Regions from separate parts of the Homo sapiens genome. Here region 2 is linked to region 1. Evidence: chromatin loops called from intact Hi-C (ENCODE). Cell type or tissue: PC-9. All regions are shown on one strand.

Region 1 (2,500 bases):
TGTCTTCCCACCTCCTCTTGCCCCCTTGGACTCTTCTTTGGAAGACTAGACTTTCCCTTGCTTTCCCATCAACCCAGCTCTCAGAGCAGCTCCAAGTACACTGTTGGTACTTTGTACATCATTGGAATGAAAGAACACTGTGAAGTCCCACAGGTTTCATTCTCTTTGGTCTCGTCTTTTCCATGGCAACCACCTTTTTAAAGGCTTCCTTTATCTTTTGCTCTGATTTGCAATTGCCTCCTAAATTGTCTCTTTAACCTTCCTTTCCACTCTCCATTCTGACCAAATCGTGTAATAATAGTCACATTTTCCTCATATGCTTACTTCCTGCATATTAGGGTTATGTTGTAAGTGCTATGCACATAGCAACATTTAATCCTCATGGCCACTACTCATTCTCAATTGGAAGTCCTGGCCAGGCACTCAGTGGGGTCCACCAATGAGAAGACAGGAAGGTGGGTCTGGGGCTCAGGAGGGAGGAGAGTGGAGGACTCTGAGTCAATATCCACACACAAAAAAGAATGACATCCACAAGATCTGTTAGTGTTGCTAAGGTAGAGAAGGCGAGGCTGTTTCATCCCCACTAAGTGCCATGAGCAAAAGGCCCAGTGTTTACAAAAGCCTTTGAAACCATTTTGAAAATGCTCCAGAATATGAAGGAAAATAACTCAACAGAAGAAAATTACAATGGACAAATCTTTAAATGCCTACATACTTGCCTTATGCCAATCAAATGCAATTAGATCTGATTCCTGTATGTCTGTAAATGAAGTACATTGAAAGTGGGAAAGTGATGCATTTCATTATATCTGGAATGATGTGGGCTCTGGAAGTACAAGTGCGTAGAGGAATAAAGGCCTTAAAATGGCCCAGAGAAGAAATGAAAAGAGAAGAGGCGTTATACTGAGGAGAGCTGCAGGCAGAGAAAGAACTGCACATCCAAAACGCCCTCCACGCAGTGACTCCACTAATCTTATAAGAACTTTAGAACTAGTGTTACACTCACTTTTCTTTTTTCTTTCTTTTTTTTTTTTTTTTTTTTTTTTTGAGATGGAGTTTCACTCTTGTTGCCCAGGCTGGAGAGCAATGGCACAATCTCGGCTCACTGCAACCTCCGCCTCCTGGGTTCAAACAATTCTCCTGCCTCAGCCTCCCAAGTAGCTGGGATCACAGGCGTGTGCCACCATGCCCGGCTAATTCTGTATTTTTAGTAGAGATGGAGTTTCACCATGTTTGTCAGGCTGGTCTTGAACTCCTGACCTCAAGTGATCCACCCGCCTCAGCCTCCCAAAGTGCTGGGATTATAGGCATGAGCCACTGCGCCCGGCCCTACACCCACTTTTTAGATGAAAAAAGGGAAGTTCAGAGTCAGTCACTTGCCCAGGCTCACACTGTGTGGCTTCTGTGGCATGGGGTGACTCCAAAGCAAAAGAGAAGGTGTGCCTCCTAGTGTCCATCCCTGTGAACAGCAGGCTTCCACTTTGGTGTTCAGTTTTACTGGAACACACTTTGTTTATGGGCTTGAGTGAATAAGGTCACATAGCTAAAAAATTTTATAGGGCTTGCAAATCAAGGGGGATGGGCAAACAGTTTAGCAGATAATTCTGGGAAAACTTGTTTGCTATGTGTGTAGCTATAAAACTGGATCCCTACCTAACACTGGATGACAAAGACAGACTTGAAACATATTGAAGACCTAAATGTATGTGGTACAGCCGTAAAATTTATATGGTACATATAGGAAAATACCTCTGTGACCTAGAGGTGGGTGAGGGTTTCTTAAACCATGGTCTCAAGCACAAACCAAAAGGCAAAGCACTGATGTGCCAGTTGCCCCAGAAGTTCTGATTCACGAAGACCATCATGGAAAAAGTTTAATAGAGAGATGACCATGTGGGAAGGGACTGTTCTGTGTCTGAAACTGATAAGGAATTTAGACCCAGGTGACTTCAAGGAACTCTGGCGAATCAACAAGAAGACAGGAACCACAAAAGAAAATGGGCAAAGGACATTGAACTGCTTATTCACCAAAGATAAAACCCAAAAGTCAACCAGGATAGGAGAGCTGTACAAACTTGCGAGTCATTAAGAAAGGCAAATTAAAATAATGAGAGATTGCTTTACAGCCATCAGATTTGCACACATCAGAAAGCTGGTTAATGCCAAATGATGAGCTAGGCGAGGGGACCGTCAGGCCCTGCTGGTTGGAGAGGAGACTGTTTGCTGCTCAGTGTTTAGACCTCAAGCACTGTGTAGCCCATGACCCAGCAATACGGCTCTTGGCTCTCAACCCCAGAGAAATTCTGTGTATCCCCAAGGTAACGTGCACGAAGACACCCGTTATGGCACCGTGTGCAGTGTGGGGAAATTGAACTCCATCCTGATGACCCTCACTGGGGAATAGATGAGTAGGCTGCGGCAGATGCAAGATGATGGAGCGGTACTTGGGGAGTACTCATGACATGGGTAGAGGCGAGTGGAAAGAAAAAGAGACCGAGCC
Region 2 (2,500 bases), 300 kb before region 1:
CTCCAGCACCAGATTCTCACTCTAGGGTTGACTTTTTGGCCTGCAGCTCAGGAGGAGGAATAGAAAGTGTAGAAATATAATAAAATCATGATAATGATAGAAATAAAACAATCTACTACTTATTAAATGCTAACTACATGTCAGACATTGCGTAAGTATAGCACAGTCCTTGCTTGGCATGGTAACAGCACAGATTTCAATTAGCACCGTTTAGTTATATAACACAAGTCCCCCAATAATACAGTTCAAATTTCAGTTACCACAGTATATTCACTGTAAGTAATTGCATAAATACAAGCTTTGCTGCCAGGTTTTCAGTCCACAAAATTACTATGTAAATAACAGATGCACGCCATGGTCAGTGACCACAGCACATCACTTCATTTCTAGTCTGCTGGTGACTGGTCACTGGACATCTGTTATTTAGTTATGCACAGACAGCAAAGCATGTAGTTGTGTTGCCTCTTTATCTCCAAGTAACATTGTAAAAAATGGACGATAGAATTTGCCAATAAAGATAAAAGTGAAGCAAAGAAACAAAAAGTGATTATTGTGGCAGTGAAGTTCAAATCAAAGATCACTGGAGTTACAGAAGAAATTGGTGGCCATGGGAATGTTGACATTGCCACTGTTCAACTCCAGATGGGCATCCAGAGAGACTTAGTAAAGGTAAACTTATGAACACAAATAAGGAAGGAAGTTGTAAGGAAAAGGATAAAGATGTTCCAGAAAGTGACATGGGCAAAAAATTCACATTAAAGGAATGCTGAAAGATATCTCACAACATTGAAAGCACAAAGGAAAACTTAGAAAGGAGGCTGGGCATGGTGGCTCACACCTGTAATCCCAGCACTTTGGAAGGCTGAGGCTTGAGCTCAGGAGTTCAAGACCAGCCTGAGCAACATAGGGAGACCCCGTCTCTACAAAAAATAAAAAAGTTAGCCAGGTGTGGTGTTATGTACCTATGGTCCCAACTACTCAGAAGGCTGAGGTGGGAGGATCGCTTTAGCCTGGGAGGTCAAGGTTGTGGTGAGCTGTGATCATGCCACTGTACTTCAGCTCAGGTGACAAAGACCCTGTCTCAAAAAAAAAAAAGCAAAACACATTAATTCTCAATATTTCTGTTTTAAATTATGGCATAATAAAGAAATATTAGGTTTACAATTTTTTCATTTCTCTATATATTTATATCCAACAGTAAGAAAGTTTTTAATATTTTGACAAAAGTTTTTAAACATCACAAAACAATTGTAATTTTTCCCACTGATAATTGAGATCACTTTGAAGGGTGTTGGCTTGCATATCATGTTTACAGAACAGTGTTATCATGCAAAGTGAAGACTGCCTGTACTTTACATGTATTATTTCATTTACCTATTTCTTTCTTTCTTTTTTTCCCCCCTTGCTAGGTCACTGCCCCATTTTCAGCACTAGATGGTGCTGAAACCCACGTTTGCCTCCATTCTAATAAATAATCAGTGCCCCTCATCCTTAATGGGGGATATCCCAGTAGTTTGGGAAGGCTAGCTAGGGGTTCAGTGTCCAAGGGACCTATGGACCCAACCTCCTACAGTGTGGTGCTGCTGAACAGCCACTATGATTTGGTGTCTCCATCTCTTTTTGTCAAGTTACACAGCAGAGTTTCCAGAGCTGGGATGGTAGTCTCACCTCTCCCCTTTGTCTCTGGCTGTTCTCAGGGATATTTCTCCTCTAGGGACTGCTGATGCTTCTAGTGGTTGAGGCTGGGACAAGTCTCCTGCAAGGGAACCCAAGATTGTGGAGAAGCTGGTTGTCTATGCCTTGATCTCACTTTTTACAGTGTACAGACTGTGAGTTGGGGGAAATTTTCATGCAGTTGGTGCCTGGCAGATTGTGGGGAGGGGATTACAGATATGGAAGTCTGATTCTCTTACCATCTGCTCAGAGTTTTTTAAACTTCTCTGTGGCCCCAGCAAATGTCTCATCCTCATATTTGAGTTCTCGGATATTGCTGGTGATAATTTCAGTGTTGAATATTAGTTTTGGGTTTTCCATTGGGGGGTGTGAAGCCAGATTGCTTCCTTGCTGCCACTTTGGAACCATATTATCTCATTTAATCCTTTGACTAACCCTAAGAAGCAGATGCTCTTATTATTCCCATTTTATAGACAAAGAATCTGAGGTTCAAAGAGGATAAATAATTTGACCAAGGCCATACAACTAGTTAAGTAGCTACAACCTATTGGGTCTTAAAGCCCTTGATCTTAACCCCAAATGAAACAGTCCAGGTAAATGACTCTGGTGGGTGTTTGATACGGAGGAGTGGGCAGAGAGGAGAGGAAGTAGTGAGAGATGAAAGTACCTTCTCTAACATATGCCTAAAAAGTCTAGAGCAGCACTGTCCAATAGAGCTTTCTATAACACAACAGATGCTCCCTTACCCAAGGGGGATACATTCAAAGACCCCCAGAGATGCCTAAAACCACGGATAGCACCAAATCCTATATACCTCTAACTAAGA

Evidence for each region. A loop is a pair of places that touch in the nucleus more often than their neighbours do. Peaks named below come from ENCODE experiments on the same cell type or tissue, not always from the same donor. Only the 100,000 strongest peaks of a DNase experiment are listed, where the experiment ranks them.
Region 2: a loop joins it to region 1, with 8 times the contacts of the local background. A loop is called at or near these places in 9 of 110 quality-filtered maps.

The regions. Positions count from the first base shown.
Region 1 is chr12:104,357,121-104,359,620 of GRCh38, forward strand. No RefSeq gene overlaps it. Among named protein-coding and RNA genes, the nearest start is that of EID3, 55 kb to the left of the region's middle. RefSeq lists an enhancer at 311-605. In PC-9, CTCF peaks have their summits at 1,453 (motif pointing left) and 1,655; DNase peaks (open chromatin) are centred at 361 and 1,461; H3K27ac peaks cover 931 bases.
Region 2 is chr12:104,056,434-104,058,933 of GRCh38, forward strand. It overlaps a transcript of GLT8D2 not described here. Among named protein-coding and RNA genes, the nearest start is that of HCFC2, 6.8 kb to the right of the region's middle. In PC-9, CTCF peaks have their summits at 1,512 and 1,712; no DNase peak of the experiment used is centred here.